Regions from separate parts of the Mus musculus genome. Here region 1 is linked to region 2. The links are chromatin loops, found by intact Hi-C in ENCODE. Cell type or tissue: heart. All regions are shown on one strand. Each heading gives the region's core, and the rest is flanking DNA. Links, peaks and the distances in the headings are about the cores only. Region 1 has its middle 7.1 kb from the start of 1700040P09Rik. Region 2 holds the start of Gm32988 (a long non-coding RNA gene).

Region 1 (8,327 bases), core at 88-8,087, 99 kb after region 2:
TGTCCCCTTCTATGGGCATGCAATGCTGGTGGAGGACCCTTGTTCCTCTGGCTGTCCCCAGGAGCCACAAAGACCACAGTCTAATGTCCCAGCTGGCCCATCAGCTTTGCCCACACTGCTTCTGAATGTATACTTACTGGCCACAGGTCCCAGCTCTCCTGTCCCTGTGCCCTGCTGTCCTCTGGTTAATAAGCAGCTCACTTAAAGACACCGAGGAGCCTTTGGAGAAGCAGAGAAAGCCTGTGGTTCCCAGAGTGCAGGCCAGGAAGGCCTGGACTCAGCCCAGGATCTCCGGGCCTGTTCATGTTCTCTACCCTTTGTAGGCTTCCTTGTGGACGGCAGAGGATCCCCACCCAAAAGCCGCAGTAGACAGCTAGGTGAGGCAGTGAGGTAGTTATTAATCACAGGGAGGCATGCTGAAGCCTGAGGTCCCTTCCTGGACGAGCTTTAGTTTTTTTTCCTGAGAGACCAGATCTACGAGCTCCCTGAACTTCAAGCACTAACCTCGATCCCCCCTCTCCAGGGCCCAGCAACTGCTGGGGTGGCTCTCTTTCCACCCACCCCTTCCCACCCATCTGCCTAGCCAACCTCAGGACCTTTGGATTTGACCTTGAGAAGTCTCTGTAGAAGGGAACACTGGGGAGTGTGTATCACACACACACACACACACACACACACAGAGAGAGAGAGAGAGAGAGAAAGAGAGAGAGAGAGAGAGAGGCCACTGGCTCTAAATCCAACAGCACAAGGGGAGTTGGAGCCCCTCCCAGGACTTGCCCATTCTCAAGGTCTTGGTGACCTTTCACACCTCCTGCAGGGATCCCCATTGCCAGCAGAACTGTTTTGTTGAAGCCCAGCAACAGGACAGGTTGAACAAGAGATCTCTTGACAAATGCTTAATCCTCCCTGACTTGGCCTCGGGTTGCTTAGCCAAATTTATCGGACACTGCTGGTGCCCACGGAAACATTACCTTTGTTCCAGGCATTGTGTCTGGATGTGGGAATCCAGGGTCAACAAGGTGGAGGCCCTGTTCTTGAGGACAGACTAGTGAGAGAAATGGTATAAAACAGAGAGCCCACTCCTTCCATACACTGCCATCCACCCCTGCTCTCCACACCCCTCCTCTCACCCCCTCTGCCTCTTGTAACTTATAAACTGGTTGCAGATCTACAAAAGAGGGTCATTGGACACAGAGGTGGCAGTCACTTGGGTCTGGAAACCCAACACCGTGGAGGTTGAGGAAGAGAGACAGTTCAAGTCCAGCCTGGACTAAAGAGTAGACAGCGAGCAGTTACTGTAAAACTGGATAGAACGAGACTAGTGAGATGCTCCACAGATAGACACCTGCCACCAAGCCTGATGACCAGAGTTTGGTCCCCCAGCCCACGTGTTGAGAGAACCGGCTCCCAAAAGCTGCTCTCTCATTTCCATTCATGTACTTTGACATTTGCACATCCAAACAAATACATCCACAAGAAATTTTTTTTTTCAAGTGGACTCAGTGACTGCTCTTCCAGAGCATCCAGGGTCAGTTCCCAGCATCCACACAGTAACTCACATCTGTAACTCATATCTGTAACTACAGTAACAAGGAATGCAAGGCCCTCTCCTGGCCTCCACCAGCCCTGTGCACATGTGGTGCCCAGACATTCAGACCCTGGCTGTCCTGGAACTCACTCTGTAGACCAGGCTGGCCTCGAACTCAGAAATCCACCTGCCTCTGCCTCCCGAGTGCTGGGATTAAAGGCATGCGCCACCACGCCCAGCTTATAGAGCCTGATTTATAAAGGCAACCTGGAACTCACTAGATAGACCAGACTGGCCTTGACCTCAGAGGTCCATCTGAGTGCTGCGATCAAAGGCATATGCCACCATTCCTGGCTGAGATGGCATATAGAGCCTGGCACACAGGGCTGGGCCAGTGACGGCTGCATTTGTTTTCTCAGAAGGATAACATTTGCCTAAGGAGCAGTGGATTAATGAAATAATCTGGGGTCCTTGTTCTTCTGCACTAACTACTGCTTACATTTGGCCAGCGCATCTCCCCTGCAACATCTTCATGGGGAACGATAACTCGCTGACGAGTACCCAAGGATGGGGAGAGGCTACGTCGGTGGCGTGCTCTCCTAGCAAGCATAGAAAGACGGTGACTCAGGGCCAGTGAGATGGCTCAGAGCAGTGGTTCTCAACCCTTTTGGGGTCAAATGAGCCTCTCACAGGAGTCACATATTAAATATCCTGCATATCAGATATTTATGTTACAGTTTGTAACAGTTGCAAAATTACGGTTACGAAGCAGCCACGAAAATAATTTTGTGGTTGGGGGTGTGTGGTCACCACAACATGAGGAACTGTACTAAAGGGTAGCAGCATTAGGAGTGTTGAGAACCAATGGCTCAGAGGTTAATGGTGCTTGCCACTAAGCATGGTGGCCTGAGGCCAATACTCAGGACCTGCATAGGAGAAGGAGAGAACCAAGTCCCAAAATAGTCTTACTGCCTCCGTACATGTAGTGTGGCATATTCATGCACACGAACACATGCACGTGTAGATATAATAAAAAAAAAAGTTAAAGACCTGGGTTTGATACCCAGCACTACTTAAACTGGATGCAGTAGCCTAGACCTATAAGCCTGGCACTCAAGAGAGAGAGGCAGGAAGATCAGGAGTTGACCACCATCCTCAGCTACATAGCAAGGTGGAGGCCATCTTGGGATATAGAAGACACTGTGTATAAATCAAGTTTATAATAATAGGGTTGTGTTCTGCAGTGCATGAGACTCTGAATCCTATCTCCAGTCCCACAGGTAGGTAGGTAGGTAGGTAGGTAGGTAGGTAGGTAGGTAGGTAGGTTGGTAGGTTGGTAGGTAGGTAGGTAGGTAGGTAGGTAGGTAGGTAGGTACGTAGGTACGTAGGTAGGTAGGTAGGTAGGTACATAGGTAGGTAGGTAGGTAGGTAGGTAGGTAGGTCGGTAGGTAGGTAGGTAGGTAGATCGGTAGGTAGGTAGGTAGGTAGGTAGGTAGGTACATAGGTAGGTAGGTACGTAGGTAGGTAGGTAGGTACATAGGTAGGTAGGTACGTAGGTAGGTAGGTAGGTACATAGGTAGGTAGGTGGGTAGGTGGTAGGTAGGTACGTAGGTAGGTAGGTAGGTAGGTAGGTTGGTAGGTTGGTAGGTAGGTAGGTAGGTAGGTAGGTAGGTCGGTAGGTAGATCGGTAGGTAGGTAGGTAGGTAGGTCGATAGGTAGGTAGGTACATAGGTAGGTAGGTAGGTAGGTAGGTAGGTAGGTAGGTAGGTCGGTAGGTAGGTAGGTAGGTAGATCGGTAGGTAGGTAGGTAGGTAGGTAGGTAGGTAGGTAGGTCGGTAGGTAGGTAGGTAGGTACGTAGGTAGGTAGGTCGGTAGGTAGATCGGTAGGTAGGTAGGTAGGTAGGTAGGTAGGTAGGTAGGTTGGTAGGTTGGTAGGTAGGTAGGTAGGTAGGTAGGTCGGTAGGTAGATCGGTAGGTAGGTAGGTAGGTAGGTCGATAGGTAGGTAGGTACATAGGTAGGTAGGTAGGTAGGTAGGTAGGTAGGTAGGTAGGTCGGTAGGTAGGTAGGTAGGTAGATCGGTAGGTAGGTAGGTAGGTAGGTAGGTAGGTAGGTAGGTCAGGTAGGTAGGTAGGTAGGTCGGTAGGTATATCGGTAGGTAGATCGGTAGGTAGGTAGGTAGGTAGGTAGGTAGGTAGGTAGGTGCGAGCCATTAAAGCCCCAAGAGTTCAAACTGCGCAGCCTCTGGGAAGCCCTGAAGACTGAAGTTCCAGGGAGGCAGAGACTGGGAAAGAAGCTGGTGTCCTGTGTTAGTGAGGCCCCATTGTCTGAGCTAATCCTTGAGGCTTGACCCCCTCTGGTTTGGTTCACATTTTCCCAGAGAAGAGCATTCCCTGATAAAATGTTCCCTCCCTGGGTCCTCGGTGCCTCTTTACAGAGTACCAGGAGGCACTGGGGCTGTCCACACTTAAGCCTCACCTGCCTGAGATGGGCAGCCAGCTCCCCTAATCACTCGCCACAGCTTAACCACCCGCTCCTGACCCCCTCCCCAAGCCCCCACCCATCTCTGGTTTTGTTCCCTCAGCTCCTTAATCAAATTAAGGGAAAGGAGAGGGTTTAGATAGGGTTGCTAAATATATTTCTGTTCAGGGGATAGAGAAAACGACGATGACGGGCTGGGGAGGAGGGGGAGTGTGAAATTCCTTAATGGAATGTGTCCTAGCCTCCTTTCCCTCGACCGACCAAGCCTGCTTGGATCACCTCTCTGCAGTAAAGTGCTTGTCCATCGTCCCTATCTCCTGGAGATAATGCCCCATGGCAGTGCGCCACCCCTCACCCCCCCCCCCCCGGAAAGGTCTGCTGAGGCCATCGGACCCTGTGAGCCGAGCTGACCCTGGTCTATATATTTCACAGGACACCTTGGCCGTGCAGGGGCGACTGGGCTCGCTGTGGATGTGACACCAACAGAAACCAAACTGTTGGCAGGCAGCCGGAGGGCACAGTTCACAGGGTACACTTTCCCCACACCAGGTTTTTTGGAAAAAAAATTTCTGTTTCAAATACACTAAACTATAAAGGGGAAAGAAAAGCCACCACGATCGCTGCCTAGCCTCTGGTGGTCTGTCTGTGAAGTGCCTGTATATGCATGCTTACTGGGAAGTGGACTCGGACACACACAGTGCCTATATGCTTCTCTTATATTTACCTTAGCACCTTAGTGTCCCATCCATCAACATTTCGTCAGAAACACCTCTGTCTGATTTCATTGTACATTGATCTTGGGGCGAATGGGTCCATGAGCCACAATAGATGTGTAGTGCTACGATGACCTCTGTGATGTAGAGGTCAGAGGACAACCTGAGGGTCACCATGAGGATCCTGGGTACCAAACGCAAGCCCTGCAGCAAGCACCTCTTCCTGCTAAGCCACGTTGCCAGGCCCTGGAAATAATTTCTAAAAAACGTACTTCACATTTGTCCCTTATCAATGTTAAGATAAATGTTGCTCACACAATCTCATCTCAGAGGCCAGGGACTCTTAAGAATGTTAGGGACTATGTGACATGAAATCTTGCAGGAAGTGACTCAAGCTAAAGGTAAGGACGGTGAGGCCCAGGGAGGTGAAGGAACTTATCCTCAGTCCCTAGGATCCTGCAACATGGGCACAAACTTAACCTACCAGTGGCTTTTTTGTTTTTTTGTTTTTCCCCAGTGTTGGGACTAGATCCCAGGACCTCATGGGTGTCAGATATGAGCATATGTACTGTGGATCTGTGTCTCCAGCTTCTCATGGGCTTTTTTGACATCTAAGTGAAATTCTCCATGAGTTTATCATGAATAATTCTCCTGTTATTGGGCATGCATTTTTCCCCAACAGCTTAGCTTCAAACCACCATGGTTTGCACCTCTTGCTATTTTTTTTTCTCCCAGAACCTTTTTCCTATAAGTGAAATGACCAAATGGTTCCTTTAACAGCCTCTTTCCATATTACCAAGTGCCTTCCCAGAAAGCCACCGTGGCACTCCCACAGATGTGAGGAGGAGATGGCCCTCTTTTGAAAGCAATCCCAGTTTGGTCGGTGGAAGTTCTCCCCCCTCCATGTGATTTGCATTTTCCTTGATCGCTGGTGAAGCTGAACTTGCCTTTACAGGTTTATTAGGCAGTCATCTCTCCACGAGTACTTGCCACAGGGCAGCTTTGTCACCACTGCCTGGCTCTCCCTCTCTCCAGTCTGCACCCAGTCACTCGAGGGAGTCCTGTGAGAAAGAATCTGCTTTCACATTCCATATGCCCTATGCAGAACTTTGGTCATAATAAGGACATATGCCGTGGTTCAGACTTCTATTTCCTCTCCCCCACCCCAGCCACACCTGACTCGCTTTGGGGGCTCCTGCCACACTGCCACACCTCAGAGGCAAGAGGGTCAGAGTGCAAGATTTCCCTTCCACCTAATCTGCCATCCTCAGGCGGTTCCAGAGGGAGGATCTCTCTCTACAGGCAGTACCCAGGCTAGAGCCAGCAGGCCAGTGCCCTTGGTTTTCTCTTCCCAGGAAACTTAAATTCCTATTGCTCTCTGGGGAGGTGAGAGAGCAATGGGGCCAAAGAAAGGACCTCTGTTTCTCATGAGCCTGTGGCCTCAGCTGCCCGGCCTCCCTACTGAGGTTCTGATGGGCTCTCCTAATCTTCAGAGAGGCCTCCTTGGCACTAGAGGGGCATGAGCCAATATCTCCCTTGGGTGTGTGAGCCCCTTCCTCTGGCTGGTGCACAGTGGGTACAGAAGACACCACTCAGAGCTGAAGGAGGCAGGCGCTGATGTCCTCAGGGTCCAGGAGACTATGCAGGAATCCCCTCCTCCAGGGTCCAGCTGCGTGTCTGGCATTGTCCCTGCGGGTGTGGCTCCTATGCACAGGCACCCAATCTTGCCTGCTACACCTAGAATTGTTAGCCTCAAGATTGGACAGTGTGACCTCCTCAATCTCTATGGGCTACCAGAAATATCTCTCAGTTCCTTAGGCAGAGTCAGGGTTCAAAAGCCCATTTGTCATCCTCGACTGTCCCAGCTTTAGAGGTTGAAGGGACTGGAGGGTGTTAAGTGCCAAGAAAAAAAAAAAAGTCAGTTGGGGAGGGGCAGGAATCAGAACATGACTCAGCTCACGGCGGCACCATTATGCCAACACAGCACCAACAGTGTCCAACACCCCAGTCCGTTCTCTGGCAAAGCAGCCGTTATGCATCAGGGAAACAAAGGCTTAGAAGCCACCTTCTGACCTCAGCCACACGGGACAAAGCTGGGTTGAAGGGCAAATGTCACACAGCAGTGCGTGATGCAGACCAGTGAACTCTGGCTGACCCAGAGAGGCCTCGCAGAGCTTCAGCTACAGCAGGTGGAGCCTGCAGGCAGGGATGTAGGATGTGAAGGGGTCCCTGCAGGGATGTAGGATGTGAAGGGGACTTGTGGGAACGGATGTCCTCACAGTCCCAGAGGTGGATATGCAGCAGCCGTGGTCAGGATTCTTGACTGGATCCTTCAAGGTACTAAAGAATGCCTAAGGTGGCCAAGGTACCTTGTAGATTGATGACCAACAGGAGACAAGAGATAAGAATTATGGCAAACAATTGGTTTATACAGTCTTGGGGGTTGGCTGGGGAAAGCCCATCCACTGCCCTGGAAGCTCCCAGAAGCTGTGTCACATGGGTGAAATTTCTTCTACAGGGAAACTTTGACTTGATGTCAGTTTATAAACTCCTTAAACTCAAGTAATTATAAACACTAATCATCTACAAAGCACACACACGCATACACACACACACAGCAGAGCAGAGCAGCAGTTTGAGACTGACATGGGCTGTGAAAGTCTTGGAAGGGAAGAGGGGGGCAGGAGGAGAACCTTCCATAAACTCGGAACCAGGCGTCAGTGACACACTTTTAATCCCAGCACTTGGCGATAGAGGCAGGTCCATTTCAGAGTTCAAAGCCAGCCTGGACTATGGAGGAAATTCCAGGGCAGCCAGTGCTGCACAGAGAAACCCTGTCTCGAAGACATGCTCAAGCCACGTCATAGTAAAGGAGGGTCATTTTAGTTAGCATTTGCTTCTCCTTTGGTTGTGAGGACTTCTTGGGTAGACACAATTTTAAGTGGAGATGAAGCTTAAAATTGTGTGTGACTAGGATAAACCAAGAGAAGGGAACCAAGTCAGCGTGTGAGAACTGTACCATGAGGGCATCCTGTTATCTTTCCTTATCCCCACAGTCTCCAACTAGGGCTGGGGATGCAGCTCAAAATGCTAGAGTGCTTTGCCTGGCAGGCCCAGGGCTAGGCTCTACTGCCCCACCCCCAGCCCCAACACCACCTGAACATGTGCAGCGGCAAAAACCATCACTAGCAATCTGAAGGTACAGGCTGGAGAAGCTCAAGGTCAAGGTCATCCTGAGCTATGAGACACAGCTTTCAGACAGTAGAGGGGGGGGGCAATCTCTACAATGGAAGGCTGCTTTGTTTTAACCTTGGGAGCCAGGGAGGAAAATGGGTTTGTCATGGATCTCTTCTGCAGTGACACCTCATTTTCCCAAGGATGATTCAGGACAGGTCAGTTTGTTGACAGGTCCCTGCCTGCCCGTGTGTCCAGCAGACAGGGAGTCAACTCCAGCCGAGGTCAACCAGTTGGGGAATCCTTGGACTGAAAGCGAGACTGAGGTTTCTAAAACTTCCCTTGTCTCCTCCTAATTCATTCTCTCCATCACTGGGACCACAGGTCAAGCTCCTAAGGAAGAGGAATAATGGCTGATGGTCTCCCGTGGCTC
Region 2 (8,327 bases), core at 247-8,246:
TTTCTATGTATGGCTGTATTTTTAGGTAGGGTCTTTCCATGTAGTTCATATGGCATTGAATTCACGATCCTCTTGCTTCAGCCTGGTGAACACCGGGCTCTCAGGCATATACCTCATCGCTACTCGGTTGCCTATCTTTGCATATTCAAGTTTTAGTTCATTTCTGTCCTGTGGGTTGGCAGGGCAGCTCAGTGCTTGCTGTACAAGCACGTATGACCTGACTTCCATCTCCCAAACCCCACAGTGGAAAGACAGAGCCGACCCCCAAAAGGATAGCCCCTGGCCACACACGCCTGTTGTGACGTGCGCGCTCCTGCATGCAAACTCATCAGACACACAATAATTATAAGCGAACTAAACATTTCGGTCTCGTGCAACAAAAGCTGGATTCCATTTTGTTACTAAAAGTAAAGGGGAAACGGATCAGAATTAAGTCAGCGAGGGTTTGGAGGGGGGGGCTTGCTGTGTCCCCGCCAGCAAGCTGTGCGGTCGACCAGCTCAGCTCTTCCTCTCTCCAGGCTCTATGCTGGGAAGTAGGGGAAATAACCCACCCATACCTTTGGGGGGGGCGCGGGGGGCGGAGGGCGTGGTTGACTCTGTAGCTGATAGTGCTTCATGAATGTGATGAGAAATAAAAATGTAAGAAAAAAATTCTTCTGAAATGTCAGGGATAATTTTAGAGATCCCAGAAGGGCTTCAGAAGGGCGGCAAATCAGAAAGTAATCCCATGCGCTGCAGGAGCTAACTGGCCACGGGAAGGAGTGAGGTGACTGGAGGGATAAGAAAGCTCCCCTACTTCCCTTTTATTATTATTTTTAGCTCACTTTGTAAACCAGGTTGGCCTCGAACTCAGAAAACCGCCTGCCTCTGCCTCCCAAGTGCTAGGATTAAAGGCATGCGTCACCACTGCCCAGCGTTCCCCTACTTCCTATTGGTTCCTTTTCAATCTCTTTCCCTTACATTACATTAACAATGTAACCACTGGGCCCTGCTTTGTGACACGTAGCTCACGTTTCCTCCTGGGATTCTGATTCTAAGAGCACCGTGGCCTCCAAGTTCACGCTAAAACCACCCCTTCTCTTGCCTGGGGACCAACCTGTGCAGCCCTTCTGCTGTCAGATCTGTGATTTCTTTTACCTGTGCACCCTGAACAGGAGGCCAAGTGCCTTTGGCTAACTGATGGCCGGCAGAGGCACCACCCACCCTCCCCTTGCCCTGCCCACTATCCCTTTCTTCTTGGTTGGAACAATCTTGTTCCCTTATATTGGAACTGCCGTTTTTTGTTTGTTTGTTTTTGTTTTTTGGAAGGCTGTGGAATATCTAGGAGGTGGAGCTTGGCTTGAGGAAGTGCACCACTGGGGGAGGGGCCTTGAGGTTGATAGGAAGACCCCTCTTCCTATCCTTTCTCTTCCTGATTGCAGGTGCAGCGTTACCAGCTGCCACACCCAAATAAACTCTTCCTCCCTTAAGCTACTTCTCATCAGGTATTTTGGTCATGGAGACAAGGAAAGGAAAGAATATGAACTTCCAACCCTTTACAGCTCCCTTCCACGGTCACTCCTTCCTTGGTGTTTGCTTCTTATTGGATCCAGATGGCTAGAGCTTTTCTCTTCGTGGAGTGAGCACAAGGGGATTTCAGCCATCCAAACTCATGACCCTCTGCTCCCAAAGAGACAGAGTTCCACTCTGTCGTGGTTAGGACCCCAGGTTTAGGATCAGGCAAGTCAAAGTAAAAGGGCTACTCGCAGTCACGTGACCCTTAGGCAGCCTCTTTGCTCACTCTACATCTCCTCTTCCCCCAGCTCCTCAATCAGTGATTCTCAGTCAGGACAGACCTTGGCACCTCCCATCCCCCAGACATTTGCCATCAGAGGGTGATAACTCTATGTCACAATGGGTCCAAACAGAAGCATGGAGGAGAGGCCCGAGATAACTGCTGAATATCCAACAGTAAAGAAAGAGCCCTCTGCAATGGACTGGTCAGCCTCAGTGTCCACCACGGCAAGGTTGAAATGTCCTGTGTTAAATGGAGATATTCATGGGCGCTACTCGAAGAGCTTGTCTTCAGAACCGAGGGCTCATCCCTATCTGTCATTTCTGCCTCCTTTCAGTTTCCTGAGTCCATGAGGGCAGAGGCCAGATGACTCTCAGCCAATGTTCTGCATCATCAGTAGTAATGGACATGGGCAGAGTTGAGCAAATATTTTTATTTGTTGAAATATGGGTCAAGTCTTTCCAGCCTCTGGAACAAGGTCCGAAAATAAGTGAGTCTCAGTATTTGTTGAATGGCTGGTTCTGTTTGTTTGTTTGTTTGTTTGAAAATTTCATTACTGTTGGCACTCTGTCTGGACTCCACCCCCACAGTTACCTGGCAACAGCCAGGTATGCTTCTCCCTACAGTTACCTGGCAACAGTCAGGTAGGCCTGGACCACTATAAAAGGGACTGCTTGGCTCCTCCCCTCTCTCTTGCCTCTTCTTACCTCTCTTGCCCTCTCGCTCTCCATACCCTCCCCCCCCCCCCCCGCTCTCCACGTGTTCATGGCTGGCCTCTTCTCTACTCTCTCCCTCTCTCTGCCTTTCTCTGACTCTACTACTCTCTTAACTCCCCTCCCCATGCCCTGAATAAACTCTATTCTATACTATACCGTTGTGTGGCTGGTCCCTGAGGGGGAAGGGATGCCTTGGCATGGGCCCTCTGAGACACCCTCTTCCCCCACACCTCCCCACACCCCTATAGAACATATCTTACTAGCTCTTTATCGTTTTACGATCACAACAATTACCCACTAATGTATGTGCTTTGGGAGACTTGTAAGAGACAGGCCTGGTCTTCTTTCTCCTTGTGTTCTCTGACAAGGTAGATGGTTCGTCAAAGAAATGACTTCCAAAGGCCCAAGACCTCTGTCAGCCAACCATGGAGCAGGGAGCCAGAAACAAAGTCATGGAGAGTTTTGGATAAAAGTCTTGCTGTTTAGGGGAAAAAGAAAAAGAAAAAAGAAAAAAAAAAAAAAAAAAAAAAGGAAACCAGGCCAGGCTTTGTGTAGCTTCACTGTGAAACAAGAGCTGTTTTCTGGGCCCAGAACCTGCTGTGTCCCATGTTTAATTTCTTCCATCTGTCTGGTATCTGACCTCTGCTGCCCTCTAAGCCATTGCCACATATTGTCTGCCTATGTTCCCATATAAGGCCATCTCTCTCTCTCCCTCCCTCTTGTCCTCTCCCTCTCTCTCTCTTTCTCAGGGTTGGACAGCAACACTGCTAGCTTCCTCCCCCCTCCCTCCCCCTGCCTTCCCTGGCAGCCTCTGCTGCCTGGATGGCCGGCTGAGAGTGGGAAGGGGCAGGGGGCTGCCAAGGAATGCGATCGGTTTATTTTTACTCCAGCTGAATTCTTTGCTTGGCCCGCAGGCCTCAGCCACTCGGGGATGTCACATGCCGATAAGCTAGTGGGGTGACTAAGATCTGTGGCTCAAATCTACAACACCCCAGGTGTGAGCCTTCGTCATGGAGTTGGGGGCAGAGGGGAGGGAGCAGGCAAGGGACATTGAGGTCATGGGATTCGCTTGTTTCCATTGCTCTGGGTCCTGTTCCCAGAAGGGCAAGTTTGGTCCTTCTGAGAAGCAATGTCAGGGCCTGAGATCTGTAACCACTGAGGCCCATCTCTGGGCAAAACTCAACACCTGCTAGGACATGGGGGTGAAGCTAGGTATCCGAGTGAACTGAGTAGCCTTGTGACCCTTTGAGACCTCACTCTGTTTTCTTCTCTATCAAAATAGCAACAGTACATTTGTTTGACACTATTCTGTTGTTGTAATGAAAACGTGCCCCATCGGGCAGGATTTTTGGTCTGTCTTGTTCTGTACTATTGCAGTGGCCCTTGTACTTGTAGTGCCTGGCACACAGTAGGTGGACACATATGTATAAAGCAATGCCATAAAATGTTTTTGTTTAGTGGCACCCAAGAAATAACAGCTGATTTGACCTTAGCCCATTTTGTGCTCATGGGCATCTGATAGACACCAGTTAAGTGCCAGGCCATTTTAGGCACTGAACAACATAGCAGTGGACAAGGCAAGAAAGCTAGAAGATGGCTCAGTTGCTAGAATGCTCACTTGTTCAATATATGTCCTTTGGGATGGGGTCTTTCCCTCAGCACAGTATCCTACGGGTTCGTCCATGGTACAGCATGTACCAGTACTTCATGTGTGTGTGTTTATATACACAGATGCCTGCAGATGCACATGTGTGCCCATACTAATGGAAGCCATATATCAATGTCCACTGTCTTTCTCAATTACTGTCTGTCTGTCTGTCGAGACAGGGTTTCTCTGTAGCCTTGGCTGCCCTGGAACTCACTATGCAAACCAGACTGGCCTCGAACTCAGAGTTCCTCCTGGTTCTGCTGCCTCCTGAGTGCTGGGATTAAAGGCAGATGCCACCATTGCCCAGCGCTACCTAAGTTACTTTCAATATGGTCTCTCACTGAACCTGGTACCCATCATTTTGGCCTAGACTGACAAACCGTTGAGCTCCAAGCATCCTCCTGATTCTCCCTTTCCATGCCTGACATTTCCCCATGGACTCTAAGGATTTAAATCAAGTCCTCATGCCTGCACAGCAAGCACCTCATCCCCCCAGCCCCTATTTTCTCTGCTTCTTGGGCAGACTCTCGTTTTTACTTTACAATGCACCAACCACGGTTTCCTTGTTCATACATTGGCTTATCCATCCTTTGGGTTCTGTCATTCCATCTGGTGCCCTATCAAAACCTTGCCCTGACGTCACCCATTCAGGAGACTGAGAAGGTCTTGGTCACGTGAGGAATGAAGCCCACCTGTGTCCCTCTGTTCCTGGCCTCTTCTCACCCTCTCCCACCCTCCCGTCAACCTTTTCCCGAATGGTTCTGAGTTTTGTAACAGCCCCAGAGGCAGCTCTATCGCTGGCTACCCTTAAATACTCCCCCTGGAAGTCTATAAATACACCAAACATTTAGCTCAGGAAAAGAAGAGAGAGAAAAAAAAAAGCATCGGAGAAGCATCCAGAACAAAAATATACTTTCGTTTCCATCACTGGCCAATGTGTGTGTGTGTGTGTGTGTGTGTGTGTGTGTGTGTGTGTGTTTTGTCCATTTTCCTCTGCTTTGACTCTGAAGTGTTTGCTTGGAGTTTTGTTTTTTTGTTTTGTTTTTTTTTCCAACCATTAGCTCCACATGGGTGGAGACAAGGCTGCTTAGCTGAATGTAGCAACACACGCCTGCAATCCAGTGCAGGAGACAAGAAAACTATGAGTTCAAGGTCAGCCTGGATTCTGAGGTTCTAGCTCAGAAAGAGAGGGAAGGTGGGGGCAGGTAAATGTGTTTGCCACACAAGCCTGATGACCTGGATCCAATCCCCAGAACCCACAAAAAGTTGGGTATGGCAACACCTATCTGTATCTCCTACCTTGGGAAGTGGAGACAGGAGAGTTGTCCCAAAGTTCACAGGTCGGTATGAAGTATGAGTATGAAGACACAAGCGAGCTACTATTTAATGAGTCAGAAGGGAGGAACTGACTCCTCAGGGTTAGTCTCTGACCTCCACACAATCAGGTTTCTTCATGCACATATACACATAAAATAATACCAACAAAAGTTAGACTATAGGGAGAGCGGGCTGCTTCAAGAGCCCCCTAGAGGCAAAGAAAACCCCACAATATGTTGATGTCAACCCTTGCAGAGTCCCTTAGCCACCTACCTTAGCCACCTTTCCTTCACTCTTCCATTACCCTGGGGGTGGGCCGCCTCTACCTTAATGGGATTGCCAACTGACAGAGGTCATCATTGATCTGCATGGATGACTTTATTATTTTGTAACTGCTGAAGTCTGACGTTGAGTCCCTCTTGTGCTATGAATGGACTCTCATGATAGGGTGCCCCACTCCATGGGCACACATGCTTAGGGATGCCAGCTTCCAGGGGTTTTCTGCAGGAGTGAAACTTTGAGTATGCCCACTCATCATCCCAGCCTGCAGCTCCATTCACAACCAACAGCTCTTCTGCCTCCATGAGAAGCCCGGGACAAGGACTGAGAGTCATTCAGACCGGAAGCCACAGGACTTGTGGCATGGCCTCTGTGGAGTGTTCCCATCTTTTCTAGGGCCCTGTCTCTAACCTGGGATACCTCTTGTCTCTGTTGACCCCCTTGAAAGGGGGGTGTCTCCTCTTCTCCCCCAAAGATTTCACAGCTTCTGTAGCAAGTGCAGATTTGCTATGGGAAGCATAGCCCAGTATCAGCAATGGGAATTGCTTCCCGAGGAGGAGAAATTGGGCCAGGCCGTGCCACACACGGTAATATTGGAGTGAGTTCTGACAGGTTTGTGAAGTGTTTCTCAAGGCTGCTGGTAAATAGCTCTCAGCCTTACTGATGATGGTTTGAGCCCCTGGGGGAATGTCGGGTGATGACTATATTTCAATCCAAATGGATAACCAAGGAGTCTATATAAATTGTAATAGAATTTTGGCTACTTTATTTAGCCCATTCATCTGGACAGTGATTTTCGGGCTTTGCAAAGTGTAGTCCATTTGCAAACACAAAATCCATTACTGGGAAAGCCTGACAAAGTGTAGCACCAGGCATGCATTTAATTAGACCTCCTGGAATCTCGTCCGTTTAGCTGAATGTTTCAGAGACTATTTATCTTTCTGCCTTTTAAGAGAGCACATCCTGCTACCACATGTGCCCACAAGATCCAACCGCCAGAGCGGAGAGAGCTTGGGGTACACTCAAACCTCAATTCAGGTTTCCATTTAGATCTAATGACTTTCATCTCCACGTAGCCTAGATGACCAAGGTGTTAAATGACAATTCTTGGGTCATGAAATGACCCACTTCTGAGTGTGTCCCAGTGTCTGGGTCATTTTCCCCTGTTTCCAAAGGATAAGATAACTCGGGTAGTGTGCACAGCCACCCCAGATGGGATGGCATCTTGGAAACTGGCATTCACTGAATGCTCGTTCAGGATCCAGAAATATCTCCTGGTCAGGATGATAAGTCTAAATTTAAGGCCCCAAACAGAAAACTGGCTTGGATTCATTGGATTCTGCACAGGGAGGCTTTTGTTTGGAAGTTCTGAACTGAAAAGGGGCTGGAGACGGTGCATGTGTGGCCCCCCTCAGACGTCTGTGAAGATCTAGGGACTCTACTATTACCCCTGTGGACCCTTGCCATCACGAGAGACAGATTTTTTTTTTTTTTGGGTGGGGAAACAAAGAAGAAACATTGTATCCACTCCATACAATGAATACATGTGCATTTTCTTTCGTTTTAAATTATCTCCTGTGCCCTTATGTGGAGCTCAGAGGACGAGTTTCAGGAGACTGTTCTTTCCTTCCACTCTGTGGGCTCCAGAAATCAAACTCAGGTCATGAGGCTCGGCAGCAAGAGCCTTTACTACTGACTCAGTTTCCCTCCCTCCCGCCTAGCACAGGCTGGCCTCAAGCTCATTATGTGATTAAGGATGACCTAGAATGGCTGAGAGTCTCGCCTTTAACTCCTCGGCGCTGCCCGTTTTAAGTGGTGCTGGGGATCAAACCCAGGGCTTTGTGCATTCTAGGCAAGCGCTCTACCAATTCAGCCACATTCCCAGCTTTGAGACATAGTAGCAGTCTCTCCCAACACAACTGGCCAATACTTGCTCTTGATGAAACACCATCTCTTCCTCTGCTAACAAGCCCAGCCCTTCCTTTTGGAGAGCCACCCTCATCCACTGTTCCTGGTGCTGTAAGAAAAGAATTGATTGATTCAAGAATGGTTTGAACCGGGGTGTGGTGTCCGTGCCTATATAAGGTGGAGCCAGGGCAGAGTTTGAGGCCAGCCTGGGCCACACAATGAGTTCCAAACAGGTCTGGGCAATATGTTAAAGACCATGTTTCAAACAAACAAACAAACAAACCAAGCAAACAGAATGGAGTGTGGCACAGTGGTATCCCAGCTACACAGGAGGAGTACCCCAGCTGAGACAGGAGGACCAAAGATCCAAGGTCAGCATGGGTGACTTACCAAGACTGCTTCTTTTTCTCCTCCTCCTCCTCCTCCTCCTCCTCCTCCTCCTCCTCCTCCTCCTCCTTCTTCTTCTTCTTCTTGAGTCAGGGCTTCTCTGTGTCTGTTCTTTGGCTGTCCTGGAACTCACTCTGTAGACCAGGCTGGCCTCAAACTCAGAGATCTGCCTGCCTCTGCCTCCCAAGTGCTGGGATTAAAGGCATGCGCCATCACTGCCTGGCTTGCAAGACTGTTTCAAAATCAAATATGACCAAAAGCATTTTTTAAAAATTTAAAAAGGGAATCATCTCCGGGT

What was found. A loop is a pair of places that touch in the nucleus more often than their neighbours do. Peaks named below come from ENCODE experiments on the same cell type or tissue, not always from the same donor. Only the 100,000 strongest peaks of a DNase experiment are listed, where the experiment ranks them.
Region 1: a loop joins it to region 2, with 9 times the contacts of the local background. A loop is called at or near these places in 7 of 42 quality-filtered maps.

What each region holds. Positions count from the first base shown.
Region 1 is chr5:122,516,938-122,525,264 of GRCm38, reverse strand. No RefSeq gene overlaps it. Among named protein-coding and RNA genes, the nearest start is that of 1700040P09Rik, 7.1 kb to the right of the region's middle. In heart, for the core only: a CTCF peak has its summit at 4,640; DNase peaks (open chromatin) are centred at 874, 4,214, 4,344, 6,034 and 2 weaker places; H3K4me3 peaks cover 974 bases; H3K27ac peaks cover 6,463 bases.
Region 2 is chr5:122,616,558-122,624,884 of GRCm38, reverse strand. Gm32988 (a long non-coding RNA gene) reads right to left here and starts at 783. Exons shown (of 3, transcript XR_387697.3): 1 at 1-783. In heart, for the core only: no CTCF peak of the experiment used is centred there; DNase peaks (open chromatin) are centred at 3,314 and 6,974; H3K4me3 peaks cover 513 bases; H3K27ac peaks cover 6,532 bases.